Linked DNA regions of Homo sapiens: all the other regions are linked to region 1. The links are chromatin loops, found by intact Hi-C in ENCODE. Cell type or tissue: B cell. All regions are shown on one strand.

Evidence for each region. Hi-C counts contacts between places; a loop is a spot of excess contacts. Peaks named below come from ENCODE experiments on the same cell type or tissue, not always from the same donor. Only the 100,000 strongest peaks of a DNase experiment are listed, where the experiment ranks them.
Region 2: it touches region 1 in a loop (5-fold over the local background); 8 of 110 quality-filtered maps call a loop at or near these places.
Region 3: a loop joins it to region 1, with 12 times the contacts of the local background. A loop is called at or near these places in 2 of 110 quality-filtered maps.

The regions. Positions count from the first base shown.
Region 1 is chr4:70,701,563-70,709,562 of GRCh38, reverse strand. It overlaps the pseudogene RNU6-520P, the pseudogene RNU6-784P and a transcript of RUFY3 not described here. Among named protein-coding and RNA genes, the nearest start is that of RUFY3, 16 kb to the left of the region's middle. RefSeq lists enhancers at 3,651-4,182, 4,716-5,248 and a silencer at 3,812-4,971. In B cell, a CTCF peak has its summit at 4,734; DNase peaks (open chromatin) are centred at 4,122, 4,262, 4,922 and 5,712; H3K4me3 peaks cover 3,250 bases; H3K27ac peaks cover 3,731 bases.
Region 2 is chr4:70,647,574-70,655,573 of GRCh38, reverse strand. It overlaps JCHAIN (joining chain of multimeric IgA and IgM), which reads left to right. Exons shown (of 4, transcript NM_144646.4): 4 at 1-33. Among named protein-coding and RNA genes, the nearest start is that of JCHAIN, 15 kb to the left of the region's middle. In B cell, CTCF peaks have their summits at 3,063 and 3,269 (motif pointing left); a DNase peak (open chromatin) is centred at 3,273; H3K27ac peaks cover 435 bases.
Region 3 is chr4:70,922,955-70,930,954 of GRCh38, reverse strand. The region is part of intron 1 of MOB1B (MOB kinase activator 1B); the gene reads right to left. Among named protein-coding and RNA genes, the nearest start is that of MOB1B, 25 kb to the right of the region's middle. In B cell, a CTCF peak has its summit at 3,300; DNase peaks (open chromatin) are centred at 134, 3,264, 4,584 and 4,794; H3K4me3 peaks cover 781 bases; H3K27ac peaks cover 3,468 bases.

The DNA of each region.
Region 1 (8,000 bases):
CATGGAAGGTCATACATACACCAAGAGGATAAAGCCACCACGAAATATAAAAACATACATGTCTGTAAATGCATGAAAAAGTTCAGGATGAAAACTCCCCAAACTCAAAAGTGGGCATCCTCCAATAAGGAACCGGGGAGAGGGTGCTGGAGGTCCACAAAGAGGAAAGTTCACTTTGTAACTGTACTTATGTATTATGAAACATTTAAACAATGAGCATAGATTCATGTATTACTTGTACATTTATAAAATCAAATTTTAAAAGGCATGGCAGAGAGTTTTATGAGATTTAAAGTTAGAAGTATAAAAACCTAGCAGATTACCAGCACTCAAAGACTCAGAAAGAGACATAATCCTCAACAAGGCACATCAGAAGTCTCCTTTCACACTGCATTGAAGCAGATTGATTTCATGGATATTATATCCTGCAAGATTTTGGAACAAAACAATTCATGTGACAAACCCTGAAAAGTTTAGGCTACCTTCTATTTACAAACTTTTTTTTGAAACAGCATCTCGCTCTATTACCATGACTGGAATACAGTGGTGTGATCACGACTCACTGCATCCTCAACTTCCCAGACTCATGCCATCCTCCCACCTCAGACTCCTGAGTAGTTGGCACCAGAGGCATGTGCCACCATACCCAGCTAACTTATTTTTAATTTAAAAAATTTTTTTTTTGTAGAGACAGAGTCTGCTTATGTACAGGCTGGTCTCCAATTCCTGGGCTCAAGTGATACTCCTGCCTAGGCCTCCCAAAGTGCTGGGATTGCAGGCTTGAGCCACCGTTCCAGTCTCACACATTTTTGCTATTCTTCAGCACTGTTATTTAAAAACAGAGCTTCTGAACTCAAATGTAAAATTTAATTTTTAAAACCTCTAAGTACACTCAAGATTTCTAAAATAAAAAGATAATACCACCTTAATACACAGTCTTTCAAAGCTATAATATTTTATATACTTTTAGCAAATACATTACTGAGAGTTAAAAATTGGGTTGCTAAAGAGGCAGATGCCAGTCATCGTAATATTCACTAGGCATTGAGGTTGAGTCCATGTACCATTCTCGTAATTAAGAAGTCTTTTAAAAACTGTTTGGGGCCAGGTGTGGTGGCTTACACCTGTAATCCCATCACTTGTGAGGCCGAGGAGGGTGGATCACTTGAGTCTAGTTCGAGAGCAGCCTGGCCAACATGGTCTCTACTAAAATACAAAAAAAAAAATAGCTGGGGTGGTGGTGCGCACCTGTAATCCCAACTACTTGGGAGGCTGAGGCAGGAGAATCTCTTGAACCTGGAAGGAAGAGGTTGCAGTCAGCCCAGATTGTACTGCTGCACTCTAGCCTGAGCACAGAGTGAGACTGTCTCAAAAACACAAAATAAAAAAACAAAAACTGTTTGGTCTCAAGTGTTCATGTATTTTATTTTTATTTTTTTAAAAACAGGGTTTCGTTCTGTTGCTCAGGCAGGAGTGCAATGGTGCAGTCACAGCTTACTGCAGCCCTGAACTTCTGGACTCAAGTGATCCTTCACCTTAGTCTCCCAAAGGGCTGGGATTACAGGTGTGAGCCACCAGCACCTGGCCTGGTCTCTAATTTCTTAAATGAGTAGTCAAGAGAATCAAAGTTCTGATATCCAGATACATTACAGAAAGCAATATTCCATTGACTCTGCAGGGTAACAAGGAACTTTTTATTCATATCTAGAGTGTTCCTTTCTGTAAGTATGCTTACGTTCTAAAGCACATATAAATGTAACAGGTAAAAACAAAAACTCAGTCCAAAACAAAAAACTATTTTGAATCAATTTTATATTTAAATAAAACATGTAATAGTGATTTTTTTTTTTTTGCTAATATGAAATGTTCTCAGTGACTAATCTTTAAAAGCAGAGGAAGTGGGACACGTATATATTCCCAGTAACTTTTCTGAACACATACACATCAATAAACTATTTCAAAAATAAAGACCATGAGGAAATATTAGAACTTACGTGGTAACAAAAAACACCATACCGCCTGGGCACGGCGGCTCACCCCTGTAATCCCAGCACTTTGGGAGGCTGAGGTAAGTGGATCATTTGAGGTCAGGAGTTCGATAACAGCCTGGCCAACATGGTGAAACCTCGTCTCTACTAAAAATACTAAAAATGGTAGGTGCCTGTAATCCCAGCTACTCAGGAGGCTGAGGCAGGAGAATCGTTTGAAATCGGGAGGCGGAGGTTGCAGTGAGCAGAGGTCATGCCACTGCACTCCAGCCTGGGCGACAGAGCGAGACTCCGTCTCAAAAACAAAAAAACACCATACATTTGCTAGTATCCTAAGGTAGAGACTGAGATCACGCTCATGAAACTTTAGCTTTAAGTCCTCTAGTCCCGATCTTGATCATGCTTAAGCAACAGTATTAACTGATAAGAGTAACAAAATACTGTTATTTTCTACAATAATTAATAACATAAAGATAACCTTTAACAATGAGGGAGTCCAGTCAACTGAAATTCAGGTAATTCCCACAATTGATACTGTTCAATAGTTGAAAAGTTCCTCTACATCAAACCTTGTACCATAACTGTTACAGAGAAATGACAGTCTTCTTTCTATAGTAGCATGCTTAATATGTAGATTACACAGAAAGAAAACATTTTTGGTGCAAACAAAAAAAGAGGCGGTGTTTAAAGTACAAAGTAGAAGGATTCCTCAGAAAACAAAAGCAAAGTCTCCTTGAGAAGATTCTTATCTTTGCCTCCTCTGTATAGGAAGACTCACTTCTGCCATGAGCTGACAATCCATCTGCACATTAGTGCAGACCACTCCAACACACAAACTATGGCTTCACTAAGACAGTCAATGGTCAGTGTCTGCCCACTGACTTATTACTCAGTAAGTAATAAGGAGGTGTGAACACTGGGCAACCTCCAGCTGAATCACATAGACCCTTCCTGTTAACCTGTCACCCACCATCACAGTTTTGGATCTCTTGTTAGATTTAAAGAGCATGGGTTTAGCAGAAAAGCAATCTGGGTCAACTGCATTCCTTCTCTTAAGCTGTTACTTGGGATAAATCGAGCTTCCGCATCTGAAAAAGTGGCATTCAGTTTGGCGCACACAAACTTATTAACCATGATTATCACAACACATGCACATAGGAAATAATCAATAAATATTATCTTTTCCTAGGAGATGGATCGGGGCAGAAAAGGTGAGTCAGGGTTTCTTGGCAGGGCAGAGCAGCTAAAAGATTTGTACTTGTGCTTTAAAAATATAGGGTGTATGGTGGGAAAGGTCCTTCCCTCATCGCTTCAGGCAAGTTTCTGTCTCCCTTTCCAGAACTCATACAGCAAAGTATTTGGCGCTTACAGCATGCCTTGTATCGTCAGCCACATTTTCATACTGTAAGAGCTTGTATTTGAAAATCAGATTTAACATTCCTCTAAGAGTCCTTATATTCATTGACGACTCTAGGGCCCTACTCGTTTGCCAGCACAGTAAACAGTTCACTAATAAAAAATACAGCACGGAGTGTGGGTCAGCTGCATTCAGAGCGCTCGCGTGTGCCAGTGGCTTTAAAAGTGGAGGCCTCTTCCCGACAACCGATATAACCCTGGGAGGTAGCCTTCCAAAGCCACACATTCCCTTCTTGTCTTCTCATGCACCGCTCCGATTTCTCTTTCCAATCCGGGGGACGGATCTGTCATATTTACCGGCATGGAAGGAACGCTCGTAAAAAATTAGTTACTAGTATTACTAAGGCCGCACTGGCGGCGGCGGCGGCGCAGCAGCCACACCTACTCAGCTGCCGCGGCGCCGGGAGCCCGAAAAAGGCGGGTCAGAGGGGCCACGGGGTCTCCGGGCGCCGCCCCCTCTTAGACTCCTTCGGGGAAGGTTCCCAGCCCGGGACCCGGGACAGGGCCAGGGCGCCCCGGGTGGAGGGGGGCAGGCAGGCCGCTTCTCGCCCCCGCCCAAGCACGTGGGAGGCCGGCGAAGACCAGCGCCCAGCCCAAGACGGGAGAGAGACCAGGCCAGGCAGGAGCCGCGGCCTGGGGAGACGCGGAGGTAGAATCCGGCGCCCGAACCGCGGTCGTCCCGCTGCCTCCTCACCGGGCGCCTCGGGAGAACAGCTTCCCGAGGGTAGCCCCTAAAGCCCCCGCCTCCCGGCCACCCGGCTCGGGTCACCCCGCGGGAGGCGGAGCTCCGCGGGGGCCGGGCCGGCCCTCCCCAGCCGAATGCTCCCTTCCCCGCGGGCGTCCCCATGCCCCTCCGCCACTCACGGTGCTTGCCGCTGCCGCTGCTGCCGCCGCCGCCGCTCGGGTAGCTCAGCAGCAGGAAGGGCAGCGGTGAGCCGGGGGACGGCGGGGTCCTCCAGGAGCGCTGCTGCTGCGGCGGCGGGCGCACTCCGAAGCCGGCGCCTCCATCGCCGGGGTACAGCAGGAAGAAGGGGGCGGCCACCGGCGAGTCGGGCTCCGACTGCCCGGCGGGGGAGGCCGGCGGCGGCCCCGCCTCGCCCTCTCGGTCCGTGCCCCCGGCGGGAGCGCGGCGCGGCTCCTCCGGCCGCCACTCCCCGCCCCTCGCCGGCTCCTCGCTGCAACTTTCGGCACCAGCGGTGGGCGGCGGCGGGGTCTCAGCCATGCTCACTCCTTCCTTCGCCGCAGCCTCCGATTCGCGCCCGGGCCTGGGCGGGGGAGCAGAGGGTCAGGGCGAGGAGCCGCCGCCCCGTCCCGTCCGCTGCGCCGCCGCCGCCACCGCCACCTTTCTTCTCGGCCACGGGCTGGCGCCTGGGCTCCGCCGCTCGGCCCACAGCCCGCCCCGCCAGGGTCCAAGCCAGCTGGAGGGACCGCCCCGCCCGACGGCGCGGCCTCGCTACCGGCCGCCTCCTCCAGCCCCTCCCGCCCCGGCCCCCAGCCTGTGACTCGGCTCCCCTAGGGGGCAGCGTCCTCCTCTTCCCACTCCCCACCTTCCGCTTCCCTCCGGCTGGGCTGACTGCCTCCCGACCCTCGGGCCCTGGGCCTCTTCCTTACCCGCCCCCGCTGGGCCCTGTAAGGCGGTCAGGTGTGTCTAGTGCTTGAAAAGTGGAAGACCTGGCGAAATACCTGGCGGCGTTTTGTCGTGTAACCGCCAACTTTATCGGTAGCACGAAGGCACAAAGATCTGGGTTGAAGAAGAGGCGAAAGCTAATTTTAAAAAAGCACCTCCCTGCCCCCGGGTATTAAACTGTACCATTTGCCTTTCACACACTGCAACTTCAACCGTTGATTCACTGTTTGGAGTATTGAGCTCTTTATGTGAGAAACCAAAGGTGGGTGTCTTCCTTCCACCACCTCTTTTGTTCCCGTCTTGTGCGCTGTACTGAAATCCTGTATTTGCTTTGACTTTAATTCCCTGGTTTTCTAGTGCCGCGGGTGCGCATGAGTGCATTTTAAATCAAACAGCTTAGAATTTATACGACAAATGTCAATTACAGGTCGACAGTTTTCTCTTTCACAGTGCCCGTGTCTCGCTAGTAATTAGCCACCGTTGCTTTGAGAATTCGAATCAATGATTACTGATCCAGTAATTCCCTTAAGTAAACATTTCTTTCGGCAATAAAGACAATTTCCAGTTACTCTCATGGTTCTTTATCCTGGATTCCTAGCTGATTAGCCTTGTGTTTAATGCTGGCATAGAAGCCATGTTGACTCATAATTAAAAATCACTGTTGTGTAACATTTTGCCCACCTGCTTTTTCCTCTTCTCTGTTCAGCCCTTCCCTGTGTAGAGGAAGTTGTACTTCTTTGAAAGGAAAAGTAAACATTTTTATTACTGTTGTTATTCTCTGTAAATCACTTTTGAAATTACTACTCGCAATTACCATGAGACTTACAATACTACTTTTCACTGAGTCTTTTAACAAGAAGCATTCAAAAGGGAAATGTTTACAGGATAGCTTCAGTCTTAGAAAATTTCTTAGCTTTTCGGTTTCTGGCATTTCCCTGACCTGTTGATCCCAGTCCTACTACCTATTTGAGTAAGTTATTTGTCCAGCTCTGTAAAATGATTATGTTATTCATAGATACTGTGAGGGCTAAATAAGAAATAGAAATAAAGCGTTTAAAATACAACTTAACATTGGGGTAAATAATAATTATTACGGCCAGGTGCGGTGGCTCACGCCTGTAATCCCAGCACTTTGGGAGGCCGAGGCGGGTGGATCACGAGGTCAGCAGTTCGAGACCAGCCTGACCAAAAAGGGGAAACCCCGTCTCTACTTAAAATACAAAAAAATTAGCTGGGCGTGGTGGCGAGTGCCTGTAATCCCAGCTACTTGGGAGACTGAGGCAGGAGAATCGCTTGAAACCAGAAGGCAGAGGTTGCAGTGAGCCGAGATAGCACCACTGCACTTTAGCTTGGGCAATAAGAGCAAAACTTCATCTCAAATAAATACATAAATCAATAATTATTAGTAGTACTCACTTCAGCAGCACATAAACTAAAATTGGAACGATACAGAAAAGATTAACATTTCCCTGCACGAGAATGACCTGCAAATTTGTGAAGTGTTCCATATTAAAAAATAATTATTATTAGGGATATTTTATCATTTTGGCAAAATAACATTTAACTTACAATAATAAAAACATACTGAGTTGGGGAAAAAAAGCCTTTTCATTATATCCTTAGCATTTTGAAGGTGGTTTGGGCCTTAACTCTTGGTGCTGGTGAGAATCTCAACAGGAAGACATATTTGTCTTTTAGGAATTGCTAACTGCATGATACCTTCATAAGAAAAACTGAAAGCATTTGACCCAGCAATCTCATTAACTGGGTATATACCCAAAGGACTATAAATCATTCTACTATAAAGACACATGCACACGTATGTTTATTGCAGCACTATTTACAATAGCAAAGACTTGGAACCAACCCAAATGCCTATCAATGATAGACTGGATAAAGAAAATGTGGCACATATACGCTATGGAATTATGCAGCCATAAAAAAGAGTGAGTTCAGGTCTTTTGCAGGGACATGGATGAAGCTGGAAGCCATCATTCTCAGCAAACTAACACAGGAACAGAAAAGCAAACACCGCATGTTCTCACTCTTAAGTGGGAGTTGAACAGTGAGAACACATGGACACAGGGAGGGGAACATCACACACCGGGGCCTGTGGGGTAGTGGGGGTAAGGGGAGGGGAAGCATTAGAAGAAATACCTAATGTAGCTGATGGGTTAATGAGTGCAGCAAACCACCATGGCACATGTATACCCATGTAACAAACCTGCACGTTCTGCACATGTATCCCAGAACTTAAAGTATAATTTTAAAAAAAGAAAAACTGATTGAGATGTATTATATGGTTTTAACACTCATCCTTAACTGGATCCTTTATCTTGTTTTTACATGCAGAAATTCCAAAATATTATATTCTCATCAGGGTCCTTCACAGAGATGTTTTGCAATGTTTTGGTAAAGAATTTGACAATAATCTACACTTAACCACTGTAGGTAGAAGAAATGAGAGCAGAGTCCTCACAGATGATTCTTGAGAAAGGCCAATAATCAACCAAGGGAGTCACCAAGTTAAAATATGAAACATTATCTAGTCTGAATTGCCAGCTTTCTCCTTTCTTGTTAGTCAAGATACCTACAGGTATAGAAACATTGACATGCTGTGAAATCATTCAGTGTATTGGATTTTTGTGCCTCTATTTTTAAAAAGTTTTTTGTAAAAATATAGAACACTTCACAAATTTGTGTATCATCCTTGTACGGGAACCATGCTAATCTCTGTATCATTCCAATTTTAGTATATGTGCTGCTGAAGAGATCACTGTGCCTCTATTTTTAAAAAGAGTTCTATTTATGTTTTATGTAATTAATTAAATGGCAGTAAAATTAATACAGAAAAATCAACTGAAATATGAGTTCTTACAATTTATAGACAAGGCTATTTATGAACTTTTTCTTTAAAGGTGGATGGTACTCCAAGTTCCTAGTTTCTTAATGCTTTTAGCTTTTGAATC
Region 2 (8,000 bases), 54 kb after region 1:
CAGTCTGAGCAATTAAATAGATTCATAAGCATATACCTGTGTGAAATAATTTGTTGGAAAAAAGTTTCCTTATGTTAACTTTCTTTACGTAAGTTAACTTGTTATTGATGAATGGTTTGTAAGTATGATGTAATGAAGCATTAATCACAGAACTAATACATGTACATATTTGAGGTGGCTTTGCCATTTTATACCCATAATTAAATAAAAGGGCAAAATCCCCCCTGATAAATACCATGTTTATCATGGCACATAAAACTTTATGGCAGAAAGCCAAGGCCAATTGACATATATATTTAAAGGTACCATGGAAAGTAAATGCTAACTCTGAATTTAAAACAGTGGGAAGATGATTAGTAAGAGTTGGTTTCTTGAAAAGGAATTGTTCTGGTAATAGTCATCTTTAATGACTTCCACGGATTATTCAGTGTTTCTTTAGGGATATGCATAGGACACTGGTGCTTCAGTAGAAACCCCAGTTTTGGTGTATTAAAGATACATCCATTCTTGACTGATCTTTAATCTAGAGTGTGGTTTTAGCCAAGTCTTTGAATCTCATTTAGTCAGTAAACATTTATTAAATATTAACCAAATGCACAGGATTGGTCTGTGGTGGTGAAGTTATGGTGAGCGCCCTTGAGAAAGTCACTATCACTGCTCGCTCCCCAGAACTGTGCCTAGGTGTCATCTTCTCTGTGAGAACCACCCTGACTACTTTTTAAATATCTCAAACCCCATTTCTTTATCTTAGTCTACTTCCCCCCAAGTACTTATCTCCCTCTAGCAGACTAGGTAATTTACTTACGTGTCATGTTTATGGTCTGTCTCCCCTCACTAGAGTGTAATCTCCACGAAGGCACGCACTTTTGCCCATTGATGTTTCCTCACCATCTGGAACAGTGTCTGGCACATGGAAGTACTCAATACATATTTGTTGAATGAATGAACATGAGTGTAGCTTAGTTGAAGAGATAAGACATACACATAAATAATTATTATTTGGCAGAGCCTGCTGAAGGCAAAGAAATAGCTTCCAAAGTGCTATGAGAATTCATGAGAGACTGCTTCTGAAGAGACCGCTTACTTTCTCCTCATCTTTGCCTTAGTTTCTCGGTGTACCCAGTAGAAGAAGTTTTGTAGATCCACATTGCAGATCCTTATAGGAAAGACCCCTATTCCAGCATTATTACCTCATTAAATGCTAGCTGGAAGAAGACTGCAATTCGTAGTCCCACAAGTCTTCCTTCTTTCAGAAGTTCAGTTAAACTCTGATACTACCATACTAGTAACAATTTAGTACTTACTATGTGCTAGGTACCAATGTAAGTGCTTTATATATATTAACTCATTCAATATAAATCTGGAGTAGCTGGTGACTCTTAAATGAGAGTTATTGAGGATAGATTAAAGCCTTTCTTTAAGTTGTATTCAAACATTTGCTGGTATTAGTGGAACATTTAGAGGGGCACACTAAGGAATCAATGTAAGATGTGGTGGCCATGAAAGGAGCCTCTCAGTTCTCTGCAAAGAATGTAATTGACCTATAGTTCTGAGATCCACTGTGTTTGTGCAAGGGACACTAAGACAGGTCAGTTCCCGGGAGACACAGGACTCTTCTGATGGGGCACTGACTTGGGGACTCCTTTTTATCTTTGCTGAAAATTTCTTAGCACTGCACCTCCAGACATTATCTGTCCAATCATCCTTCCTATCCTCTTTGCTCCACATGGGTAAGACCTGCATCAGGATCCGAAGACTCAGCCTTCTTCGGCTCCCTTCCCATTATCCCTCACAGATGTTTTCCTAATAAATCTCTTGCACCCACTAATCTCATCTTGCAATTCTGCAGGGTCCAAATTAACACAATACTGATTATGATCTATCTGATTTAGTGATGATAACGATGATAGCATTCTTCAAGTACCAAATGATTTATCTATGTCATCTCATTTTATCCTTACAATAACTTTTTGGGTATTTCATATTATAAATGAGAAAACCAACTAAGTGGATAATTAGCCATTTGAGTGGTTCACTTATCTAGTAAATGGCAATGAAAAGTCTGAATCACTCTGCTATAGTCTTAACAAACATCAATTGAGGCTCTTAGAGAATCACTATGTCCACTGTAACATTTTCTTAAACCTCATGTGATATTTTGAGGTTAATGTGACCAATTCATTGACCTGTCATAAGTCTATTATAAGTTTTGCACCTTTTGCCCCCCCTTTTTAATTTGAATTAAATGGATGACATTTTAAAAAGACAGGCATAAATAGGTACAATTGGTGAGAAATGTTTTTCTTCTGCATAGTTCTTGACAAGTTAGCCATTTGCTCAGGTAAGCACACTCAGCAGCAGCCAGATGAAAATTATATTAATCAGCAATAAGAATAAAGCCCTTTAATGGGATTTCCAGGTCTTGGCTTTGGGGTAGCAGTATAGTCTAGTGGATAAATCCATGGTCTATATTGAAATACATACTGTAACATTGGCCAAGTTAATTCAAAGATTGCTTCCTCATTTGAAAAATGGGAGCAAAAATAACTACATTGATTTTTATAAAAATAAGGATGCATGCTGTGTCTGCATATCACTTATTACCACTGTGGTAGCAATTAGCAACAATCCATAATTTACAGTTGTTATTATGTGTTAATTTTCTTTGGCTCTTCTCCCTGCCTAAACAACAAATAAGAAAAGAATGTAAATATATGTGAATATATATTGGGTCAGTGATTTTCTGGGTTTTTTTTTTTTTTTTTTTTTTCAGACGGAGTTTTGCTCTCGTTTCCCAGGCTGAAGTGCAATGGTGCAATCTTGGCTTGCCGCAACCTCTGCCTCCTGGGTTCAAACGATTCCCCTGCCTCAGCCTCCCAAGTAGCTGGGATTTCAGGCATGCGCCACAACGCCTGGCTAATTTTTTGTATTTTTAGTAGAAGACTGGGTTTCTCCATGTTGGTCAGGCTGGTCTCAAACTCCCGACCTCAAGTGATCTGCCTGCCTTGGCCTCCCAAAGTGCTGGGATTACAGGCATGAGCCACTGCGCCCGGCAGGATCAGTGATTTTTCAAACTTTAGAGTGTATGAGAATTACCTGGAGGACTCATTAAAGTAGATTGCTGAGCTCCACCTCAGAGATACTGATCAAGTAGCTCAGAGATGCAGCTGGAGACATTGCAGGTCCCACAAATTCCCCAGGTGCTACTGAGGCTGGAAATTACAGGAGAGCCACTACTTTATAATTATAAACCTCCACTTCCATCTAGTGGTTGAGTTACAAAATACAATGAATGTACGTTTTTAACACGCGTTGTTTCATTTAATTCTCCTAACATTGCATAAAACAAGTACTGTTTTCACTTTACAAATGGTAAAACTGAGCTGTGAGGGTGATGAAGTAACCTGCCTAATGTTTTTCAGGTATTTGGAGAACTGATGATTAGCTCCAAGGCTGTCAGACTCCAAAGCCAAAGCTCTCAGTCAGTATGTTATTCTGTCTAAACATCCTTCAAACCATCTTCCTCGGTAATTCCACTTCTGAGGAAATAACCAGAAATACAGACAAAGAGAGATAGAGATATCTATTACAATGTGATTTATAATAGTGAAAATTCATAGGAAACTTTAAGTCCATCATCAAGGGAATGGTAATATAGGTATACTTCAAAATATTTTACATACAACTGAAGTGAAACATCATGTGTTTTAAAATTTATGGAAATTGATATACAAAGTGAAGAGGAAAATGTAGGATTTTGCATAAAGGAGTGACTTTAAGAAAATTCCAGGCTGGATGTGGTGGCTCTCGCCTGTAATCCCAGCACTTTGGGAGGCCGAGGCGGGCGGATCACAAGGTCAGGAGATAGAGATCATCCCGGCTAACACGGTGAAATCCCATCTCTACTAAAAATACAAAAAAATAGCCGGGCGTGATGGCCGGCGCCTGTAGTCCCAGCTACTCGGGAGGCTGAGGCAGGAGAATGGCCAGAACCCCGGAGGCGGAGCTTGCAGTGAGCCGAGATTGTGCCACTGCACTCCAGCCTGGGCGACAGAGAGAGACTCCCTCTCAAAAAAGAAAAAAAAAAAGAAAATTCCCTACACATACATGGGAAAAGACTTGAGGGAAATAGGCCAAAATGTTATTTTTTTGTTTCCTTTTACTTTTTAGTATAGAATGTTCCAAATATTCTACAAAGACTGTATATTTTATAATTAGAAAAGTGTTAATCATTATTAAACTTTTAATATTAGTTAATACATTAATATTAATTTTGGTGAAATTCTAAATATTTATTCATTTGCATAAGATAAAGAGAGTGGTGTTTACTTAGAATCTACTCTGTACTCAGCACAGTGCTATGAGGGCCACATAAGAAGAAGAACTGGGTCTCACTTTTTCAGTTTTCCTATTTCTTCTATAGGCAAAACTAACACAGGAAAAAATTAGCACACAGTATAAGACACAGTTGTGATTAAATATTAAAGATCGGCTGGGCATGGTGGCTTACAACTGTAATCCCAGCACATGGGGAGGTTGAGGTGGGTGGATCACTTGAGGCCAGGAGTTCAAGAACAGCCTGGCCAACATGACGAAACCCCTGCTCTACTAAAAATACAAAAATTAGCTGGGTGTAGTGGCCCACGTCTGTAATCCCAGCTACTCAGGAGGCTGAGGCATGAGAATTGCTTGAACTAGGGAGGCAGAAGTTGCAGTGAGCTAAGATCGCATCACTGCACTCCAGCCTGGGCAACAAAGCAAGACTGTCTCAAATAAATAAATAAATAAATAAATAAATATTAAAGATCATGTACTGTGAGCCTTCAGGGAAGCTGGGTTGTTAGGACTGGGGTAATCTTGGAGGAGATGTTAACTGAATGGGGCCTTTCCTGATGGAGAATAGAACCTTCTAGAACTACACGAGCCAAGCAGTGAAAGAGGAAGAAGCATAACACAAATGTCAGAATAGAGACAGGATCAGCCTGCTCCTGTTTCTCTTTCTGTCTTGAATCTTTCACTTATATGCTTAATTTATACACATCCCCTCAAATTGGTGATAGTTTTTTCATTGGTCAAGACCTTTCTGTTCCTTCCCTGGTGAGTGTGAAGTTGCCACTTATTTAGAGGGAGCAGCCTACCACTTTGCCACCCTTACCACTTTGCCACTTTGTCCACCGATTGGTTGAATCACTACCACCTGGGAGCATGTTAATACCACAGAATGGTGGGCTCTGCTCCAGAGCCTCTGAATCAACATCTGCATTTTAACACAGTTCACAATCATATACACATTAAAACTGGAATAATGCTAGCATGGCATGCAACACTGTCAGAAAACAGCCTGAATCCAGAGGCAGCTGCCAATGTGGTTTAACAGATGAGGAATGGGACTGACAAGGTCTTCTCTGAACAAAATTTTGTTTTCTTTTTCTTTTTCTTTCTTTCTTTTTTTTTTTTTTTTGAAATGGAGTCTCACTCTGTCGCCCAGGCTGGAGTGCAATGGCGTGATCTTGGCTCACTGCAATCTCTGCCTCCCGGGTTCAAGTGATTCTCCTGCCTCAGCCTCCCAAGTAGCTGGGATTACAGGGGCCGGCCACCATACCTGGCTAATTTTTTAGTATTTTTAGTAGAGACGGGGTTTCACCATGTTGGCCAGGCTCGTCTCCAACTCCTGACCTCAGGTGATCCACCCGCCTCGGCCTCCCAAAGTGCTGGGATTACACGAGTGAGCCACTGCACCCAGCTGAGAAAAAAATATTTTTACTGAGTTAAACCACAGCAAATACTGTAATATTTTCTTAAAGCTAATGTGGCATTTTGAGGTTAGTGCGACCAATTCATTAACCTGTCATAAGTCTATTATAATGCTTGCACTTTTTGCCCTCTCTTTTTAATTTGAATTAAATGGGTGACATTTTTAAAAGGCAGGCATAAATAAGTACCATTGGTGAGAAATGTTTTCCTTCTGCGCAGTTCTTGACAAGTTAGCCATTTGCCCAAGTAAGCATACTTAGCATCAGCCAGATAAAGATTATATTAATTAGCAATAAGAGTAAAGCTGGCGGCCGGGTGCGGTGGCTCACGCCTGTAATCCCAGCACTTTGGGAGGCCTAGATGGGTCGATCGCCTGAGGTCGGGAGTTGGAGACCAGCCTGACCAACATGGAGAAACTCTGTCTTTACTAAAAATACAAAATTAGTTGGGTGTGTTGGCCCATGCCTGTAATCCCAGCTACTCGAGAGGCTGAGGCAGGAGAATCCCTTGAACCCGGGAAGCAGAGGTTGCGGTGAGCTGAGATCCCGCCACTGCACTCCAGCCTGGGCATCAAGAGCGAAACTCCGTCTCAAAAACAAAACGAAACAAACAAACAAACAAAAAAGAGTAAAGTCGGCCAGTCGCGGTGGCTCATACCTGTAATCCCAGCACTTTGGGGGGCTGAGGCGGGCGGATCACGTGGTCAAGAGATCGAGACCCTCCTGGCCAACATGGTGAAACCCCCTCTCTACTAAAAATACAAAAATTAGCTGGGTGTGGTGGTGCGTGTAGTCCCAGCTACTTGGGAGGCTGAGGCAGGAGAATCGCCTGAATCCAGGAGGTGGAGGTTGCAATTAGCCCAGATCGTGCCACTGCACTCCAGCCTGTCTCAAAAAAAGAAAAAAAAAAAAAAAAAAGAGAGAGTAAAGCCAACCAAGCACATTCCGCATCAGCCAGATAAAAATTATATTCATCAGCAATAGGAGTAAAGCTTTATATAGTGCAGAAAGGAATGAGATAAGGTTATTTGGGTAAGCTCAGAGGTAATTACTGGTCAAGCTCTGATGAGGCACAGAAACGGAAGTTGCTGGGTGCTCAGGTGGATGAAATGGGGGCATCATGAGAGCACAGGACCTTGCCTGGGATGTGAAGGGATCCTGAGAATAGCTTTATCTATTTCACAATTATATCTTTGTCAAATTACAGATCAGCTTCCTCTTCGCCTCTTCATTTGAAAATTTTTCCTCTGCCAGCATGGAATTTTGCTTGTTACCAGTTGAATCCTATTTCTAAATCTAATTGACTGTAAATTCAAAGCAAGAAGAAAAGTTTCAGTGGCTGATGTTATTGGACTAGGGGTGAGGTGGAGTCACATGGAAGCGCATGTGGACAAAACCTAATGCTATATTTTATTGTGAAATGGTGAACGTCTATTTTCCATCGAGTGAAGTTTTCTTCCAACTTTTGATTGGGCAGTTGGGACAGAGCTGTTGATTTTTTAAGTCCAACGTTTCTGGTTTCTTTTTTAGTTATTAGAAATGAAGTTTGGTTTCCTGAGGTCAAGATGAATCTTTTTCAGTTTCCTTAAGGTCATGATTGAAGGCGACTGGGGTAAATGAGGGAAGAGGAAACGAGTGGTCAGAGATACGTCTGAGTAATGTTAATAATACAAATAACTCAAAGGTCATTACTTCTGCGTTTTCTTTAAAGGTGTATAAAGTTAAGATGCTGATGTGAGTGACCGAAGTGAAACATGTTATCTACATGTTTAGGTGCTCCAAAAAGTCAGAGAAGACTCTCCATGCTAATGGCTACTAGGCTGTTTACGGAGGTCTGGCTTGGCTCTACATTTTGTCATCTTACTTTGCTTCCTGTGTCAGGTGAGGAAATGCAAGATTTCCCCCAGGCACCTGGATTAATGCCCAACCATCCTCTAGAGAAGTTTACTGTAGGCTGTGCATATAAAGCAGATGAGTGTCAACCTTGCTGGATTATCTCTTGTGTTTATAATCCTCACATTTTTTTCTTCTTCTTTACCTTATCAACTAAAGACATCATAGACTATATCCAGCTAGTTTAGAATCAGCAGATGACCACTAGATGTAGGAACTCATCACAGAAGTGTAGTAGTAGCGGTAGGGTTCAGATGCTAAGACAAGAGGGTTACTTTTAGAGCCTCCGATATCCACCGCGTGCACCTTAACTTTAGAGCAGACTTTAAAAGCTTTATCAATAACTTAGCAAGA
Region 3 (8,000 bases), 220 kb before region 1:
ATTAAAAATGTTTAAAGAAGTCCCTTTAGTGCTAATACAGTCAACTGCAAAAGTGACATTTCACATTATTTGAGACGTTGCAATGCTCCCCAATACCTAGAATGGGTTTCGACTCTGACCATTTAAACTAAGAGAGGATAACAGAAATAAGTGAAAACCATCAGAGGGAAAAAAAGAAAAAAATGCACAAAACTAAATGCAAAAATCCTCCCTCTTCCTCTTTTTGAAATAAGTGAAATGCAAGCACAGTTGTCAGACCTGACATTTAAAAAAAGAAAAAATTCATTAAGCTACCAGGGTTTCACACATACAATCATGCACAGTATTTACTGATTTTACTAATAAAAAAAGGTAGAGTGTTCTGAGTTGTTGTAACATATAAATTACTCTTAATAGTTCAACTTGTAAATACTCAAAAATAACAAGCATGCCATAAAAGCATATTCTTCACATGCACTAGCAATTGGACACGACTGTTTACTCATACTTTGGGGAAAGAGTTACTAAAAGAAAAAAACTCTTCATCCTGAAATAATCAGAAACTAAAAACCCTGGCATAGCTTTCTAACAGACTCCATGAGAAAAGCAATAAAAGAATTAAGAGAAGTAAGTGAAAAGTAACTTTAAATCTACCCCCAGAATTTAGTTATTTTTAGAGCTCCACATATGCCATCTGCCTCCCAAACATGTTTATGTACACTAAATTATCAGTTTATTGCCTGTAGTAAAATATCAAAAAAAAACTAAGAAACAAGATATACACTGAGTTAAATATCTCAGTTTGTGAAATCCACCCTTATAGACTATACTATATGCTAATTTCGAAAAAAGCATTATTTTTCTAGTAAATTGTTAAAACTTCATTTTAAATCTAAATTTTAAATTTTAAAACTTCATTCTGGCCAGGCACGGTGGCTCATGCCTGTAATTCCAACACTTTGGGAGGCTGAGACGGGTGAATTGCTCAAGCCCAGGACTTCAAGACCACCCTGGGCAACATAGGGAGACGCTGTCTCTACAAAAAATTTTAAAAATTAAGGCTGGGCGCAGTGGCTGTATTAAGGGAGGCCGAGGCGGGCGGATCACAAGGTCAGGAGATCGAGACCACGGCGAAACCCCGTCTCTACTAAAAATACAAAAAATTAGCTGGGCGCAGTGGCGGGTGCCTGTAGTCCCAGCTACTCGGGAGGCTGAGGCAGGAGAATGGCGTAAACCCAGGAGGCGGAGCTTGCAGTGAGCCAAGATCGCGCCACTGCACTCCAGCCTGGGCGACAGAGTGAGACTCCATCTCAAAAAAAAAAAAAAAATTAGCTTGGTGTGGTGACGTGTACCTGTGGTCCCAGCTACTCAGGAGGCTGAGGTAAGAGGATCATCTGAGCCCAGGAGGTGGAGGCCACAATAAGCAGTTGTTGGGCCACTGTGCTACAGACTCAGCCACAGAGCAAGACCTTATCTCCAAAAATAAAATAATAAAATTAAATTGGCCAGATGCAGTGGCTCACACCTGTAATCCTTCGGGAGGCCAAGGTGGGCAGATCACTTGAGGTCAGGAGTTGGAGATCAGCCTGGCCAACATGGGAAAATCCCTTGTCTACTAAGAACACAAAAATTAGCCGGGCGTGGTGGCACACACTTGTAATCCCAGTTACTTGGGAGGCTAATGCAGGAGAAACACTTGAACCTGGGAGGTGGAGCTTGCAGTGGGCCAAGATCACGCCACTGCACTCCAGCCTGGGTGACAGCAAGATTGTCTCAAAAAAAAAAAAAAAAAAGAAAGAAAGAAAAGAAAAAGAAGAAAAGAAATACAGGGGACAGAAATTATTTGGAAGTACCTTTACTATTATCTTGTTTATTTGGCATTAATTTTAAAAGTCCAAGAAGCTTTCATGACTCTTTTTCTTAATGATGCAATGATAGTGGGAATGCAGGGAAATGAGCACTCTCATTCCCTGGTAGAGGGAACACAATTTACAGGGCACATTGGAAAATAGGAAACTTGTGCCTGGTATATGACAATCCTGTAAAGAAGGTCTCTACAAAACTATGTGATAAAGATACAATAAATAAGGCTGAGTGCAGGGGCTCACGCCAGTAATATCGGCATTTTGGGAGGCCAAGGTGGGAGGATCACTTGAACCTAGGAGTTCAAGACAAGCCTAGGTAACATAGCAAGACCCCGTGTCTATTAAAAAAAAGTTTTTTTATTATAAAAATCCAATAAATAGGTATTCTAAACTCTTCTGTGCACAGTAGCCACCTTTTAATATTTTCCCTAAAATCTTTACAATGGAAAAACATACAACAGACTGAGGAGAATCACTCATACTCTCACCACCCGTGATGAAATTCTTGAAAATGTCAGGCCACGTGTGGTGGCTCATACCTGTAATTCCAGCACTTTGGGAGGCTGAGGCGGTGGATCACGAGGTCAAGAGTTCGAGACCAGCCTGAACAACATGGTGAAACTCCATCTCTACTAAAAATACAAAAAATTAGCCGGGCATGGTGGCACGCGCCTGTAATCCCAGCTACTCAAGAGGCTGAAGCAGGAGAATCGCTTGAACCCGGGAGGCAGAGGGTGCAGTGGGCCGAGATCACACTACTGCATTCCAGCCTAGGTGACACAGCAAGACTCCATCTCAAAAAAAAAAAAAACAAAATTCTTGAAAATGTCATTGATTAGTCAGGAAAAAAAATTGTTACTAAGAGGCACTATGCTAGGTGGTAGAGATTTAAAACAAACATTTTTTGAAAATGCCCCATCTTCAAAGAGATCATACACATGACAGTGGGTGGAGTACAATGTCTTTTTGGAAAGGACTATGATAAGGACTATAAAGGGCACTGAAATGGTATCTAACAAACTGGGAAGGGGGCACAGGCCAGGGAAAAAGTTGGCTCCTGAGCTAAAGAAATGGGGGTGGGGAGGAGAAGAATAACAGCCAGAATAACAGGAACGGCATTTACAAAGGCAGAAAGATGGAGCAAAGCAGGTTGAGAGAAATGCAAATAAAATCACTGAACACTGTGGGGGAGGGATGTTAGAGCAGGAAGGCACGGATGAGGCTGGAGTGGTAAGCAAACATCTCAGGGAGGCCTTCTATGCCTTGGAGTTTTGCAGACCACTTCCAGCCCATTCCAATATCTACCTGAAATGCCCAAGTGAACTACAGGAAGCGAGTGCACCGAAGGATTCCTACCACTTCCCCTCCATGTTAAAAACCAAGATGCTAAAGTGGAACAGCAGTGGCAGCAATGCCAAGAACAAGCAGGGGAGGCCCCCGCATCCACACAATAAAAACAGCATCTGACTAAAAACCGGAAGCTCAATTCGGCAAAATTCTTGCTGTTTTGAATAGGTGAATGCACTACACATATTTATAACTGTGGTATTGACGGCAATTTTTTTTTTTTTGAGACAGATTCTCACTCTGTTGCCCAGGCTGGGGTACAGTGGCATGATCTCAGCTCACTGCAACCTCCGCCTCCCAGGTTCAAGCGATTCTCCTGCCTCAGCCTCCCAAGTAGCTGGGATTACAGGCGAGTGCCACCATGCCTGGCTAATTATTGTATTTTTAGTAGAGACGGGGGTTTCATCATGTTGGCCAGGCTGGTCTCGAACTCCTGATCTCAGATGATCTGCCCACCTTAGCCTCCCAAAGTGCTGGGATTACAGGCATGAGCCACTGCGCCTGGCTGACAGCAATTTTTTTCTTTATATTCCTAATTTTTGATGAACACAGACTGCAATTATTTCACACATACACCCAAGAAAGTTTGTATACTCAATGCAATATCTTGCAGTGCAAGGGTCTTTAACCATCATTAGCCAGTGGACTTGGAACTGAGAGTTTAAAACAACCATTAAGGAGCACATCTATGTAACACGCTGGTCTCCAGTGCTAAGATTCTTGAGGACAGAGACCGCATCTTATTTCTTTTTTTTTTTTTCTTTTTTGAGACGGAGTCTTGCTCTGTTGCCCAGGCCGGAGTGCAGTGTCACAATCTCGGCTCACTGTAAGCTCCACCTCCTGAGTTTGCGCCATTCTCCTGCCTCAGCCTCCCAAGTAGATGGGACTACAGGCGCCCACCACCACGCCCGGCTAATTTTTTTGTATTTTTAGTAGAGACGGGGTTTCACCGTGTTAGCCAGGATGGTCTCGATCTCCTGACCTCATGATCCACCTCCCAAAATGCTGGGATTACAGGCGTGAGCCACTGCGCCCGGCACATCTTGTTTATTTCTAAACCCCTTCCTTTCTCCTCCCACCACCAGCAAGCACCTAACACTTCGCTTTTACACACAGGAGGTGTTCAATAAATGTTCATTTTATTATGCAATAATGCCATACATTTGTAAGACAGCTAAACAAAAAACTGGAATGCACAAACAGTTTATACACTGGGCTTGGGAATTTCATGAGTGGAGATAATGACAGTGTTTATACAGGACTCTGGTTTATGAAAAGCTTTCATATACATTCTGTCATTCAAGTCTCACATTAACCCAATGGAAGAAGCATTCGTTACCCTCCAGTAGGCAGAGGAAATAGAAACTAAGAAATTAAGTCATCTGCCCAAGGTCACATAGCTAGTGACAGACCAAAGACTCTGAATCTCGGATTTCCTCACTCATAGGCCACTGTTCTCTCCCATGACAATCTTCAGTTAATTAAAAAAAAAAAAAAAATGGCTGTAATCCCAGCACTTGGGAGGCCAAGGTGGACGGACTGCTTGAGCCCAGGAGTTCAAGACCACCTGGACAACATGGCAAAACCCTGTCTCTACAAAAGATACAAAAATTATCCAGGCATGGTGGCACACACCTAAAGTCCCGGCTACTCAGGAAGCTGAGGTGGAAGAATCACGAGCCCAGGAGGTTGAGGTTGCAGTGAGCTGAGAAGATACCACTGCATTCCAGCTTCGGTGACAGAGTGAGATCCTGTCACTCACACAAATAAGAAAATTATTGAAAACATATTTGCTAAGCAATGTCCTAATGTGCTGGGAAATAAAATGATGAACAAACCCTCAGTCCAGGAGGAGAAAACTTAGAATCCAGAAGGAGAAAAAAACACATTAAACAAGAAAATAATTGCAAGTGTGAAAGGACAGTACGGGGATCTACATTGAGGCTCCCTTATTGGGAATCTCTCAAAGACAGAACTGGTGTTATATTGAATCCAAGGATTTTTCTTATTCACCTTATCTCAAACCATTTAAATTAAATATACAGGCATCCACTTTGGAAGGTGCTTTCAAATCACCTAGGGATCTTATTAAAATGCATTATAATCCAATGATTAGGACCCGAAATCCTGCATTTCAAACATACTCCTAGGTGGTGCCAAAGATCCACACTTTGAGAGTCTACAGCAAACTTCTCAAGGATTATGGTTATGTAGAGACACTGATCCTCTCAATCCTGAGAGTACTTTCTGTCACCAGAGGACCAAGAGCAGTTTTTCTTCTGCTACATAAAATGACAGTGGTATTTTTCTTCCTTAATGTTAAGTGATATCAAAAAAGGCAAAGACATCACTAACAAGTATAGTTATCCCTAGACAACACCTTACAAATACATTCCCACTTGAAAGAAAGCTAAAATCAATAAAGCTCACCAGGCATGGTGGCTCATGCCCGTAATCCCAGCACTGTGGGAGCCTGAGGAGGGCAGATCACCAGAGGTCAGGCGTTCAAGACCAGCCTGGCCAATATGGTGAAACCCCGTCTCTACTAAAAATACAAAAATTAGCCGGGCACACACCTGTAAGTCTCTGCTACTCAGGAGGCTGAGGCAGGAGAATCACTTGAACCCAGGAGGTGGAGGTTGCAGTGAGCCCAGATTGCGCCATTGCACTCTGGCCTGAGTTACAGAGCAAGACTCCATCTCAAAAAAATAAAATAAAAATAAAATAAAATCAATAGAGCTCAACTAAAGCAAATTTTGGTTCCCAAATGTCTAGCTGTTTAAAATTGTAGTTTTTTTGTATAGTTTGGTTCTAACTATAATTAGAAATATAATTTTTAAAAAATGTTGGTTCTTCAACCCAAATGTCCATCAATGATAGACTGGATTAAGAAATTGTGGCACATATACACCATGGAATACTATGCAGCCATAAAAGAGGATGAGTTCATGTCCTTTGCAGGTACATGGATGAAGCTGGAAGACATCATTCTCAGCAAACTATCACAAGGACAGAAAACCAAACACCACATGTCCTCACTCATAGATGCATAGATGGGAAATGAACAATGAGATCAACTGGACACAGGGCGGGGAATATCACACACTGTGGCCTGCTGGTGGGTGGGGGACTTCGGGAGGGATAGCATTAGGAGAAATACCTAATGTAAATGATGAATTGATGGATGCAGCAAACCAACACGGCACATGTATACCTATGTATCAAAACTGCACGTTGTGCTCGTGTACCCTAGAACTTAAAGTATAATTTAAAAAAAAAATAGTTGGTTCTTGATGGCTTGCTATTTTCCAAATGAAACACTGATGAAGATTAAAGGGCTAAAGAGTCTAAGCCACTTTGGGACTTAAAGGGCTGAAGAGTCAAAGTCACTGCAGCAGACCTCAAAATATTGCTGTGAATTGGTCTGCTGTTCACTGACTCAAAAGTACAATTCCTAAGAGTTGAAAATAAGACAGCTGAATATTTGGCAGGTATGGAGAAGGGTTAGTGAGAATGCAACCAGGCATATGTGAGCAAAAACTATAACCACAGGGAGTTTTTAAACAAAGAGCTATTTCAGTAGTTAAATCTAACACTACAGAGCTCCAGCAAACAAATGGATTCTCTAAACAGCAGGAGGGTTATGCTGTTGCTCATCTGTTTGAAACATGATCCCAAACACCAGAAAAAGTTGCCTTAAAATACCTTTCCCCCATTGTTTCTACTAAATTACTCTTTATTTACAGAGTTATACATTTCCACTAAGTTATACTGTTACCTATTTCTTTTTTTTTTTTTGAGTCTAATTTTTTTTTTTTTTTTTGAGTCTCACTCTGTTGCCCAGGCTGGAGTGCAGTGGTGCGATCTCGGCTCACTGCAAGCTCTGTCTCCCAGGTTCATGCCATTCTCCTGCCTCAGCCTGAGTAGGTGGGACTACAGGCGCCCACGACCAGGCCCAGCTCATTTTTTTGTATTTTTAGTAGAGAGGGGGTTTCATCGAGTTAGCCAGGATGGTCTCTTTCTCCTGATCTTGTGATCCGCCCGCCTTGGCCTCCAAGAGTGCTGGGATTACAGGCTTGAGCCACCGCACCCGGCCCTACTGTTACCTATTTCTACAAAAGAAGATTTACATAAAAAATATTCCTCCTAATGCCCAATACTATAATACTATAACTACTAAACTATTATCATCAAATTTCAATTTGAGAACAACAAAAAGACTTAGGCAGACAGATACAAGGGTAGCAATAAAAGAAAATTTGACTAGGCAAGGTAGCTCATGCCTATAATCCCAGCACTTTGGGAGTCTGAGGCGGGCAGTTCGCTTGAGCCCAGGAGTTGGAGACCAGCCTGGGAAACATGGCAAAACTTCGTCTCTACGCATGTGGCACCGGTGCCCACCTAAGGTCAGAGACATCAGAGACATGTGACACACTAAGACTGGACCCCATAGGAGGATGCTCTGGGGGATCCTGTGGACCTCAGCCTCCCCAAAGAGGATGCTCTTGCAGAGGTTCTGAGGTCTAGAAGTTCTGAGCCCTCCTCAGAATTCTCCCGCAGTTGTAACGCTGCTTGGCCCCAAAATTGTTTGGAATCTGGAGCTTACTGTTTAATGGGAAAATGGGATGGCGTTGCATGTATCCAGGCTTTTGTGCTGCGGTTCTAAGCAGGGGGCCTGATTAATGTGACGTTCTCCTTTGGTACTGTTTGGCCCCAGTGCTCTTCAGAGTCTGGGGAGGTTTGGCCTTTAATAATCAAACTGCCATGGAGACTGCTTTACCCAAAATTTTGGTTCACAGCCTTCATTGG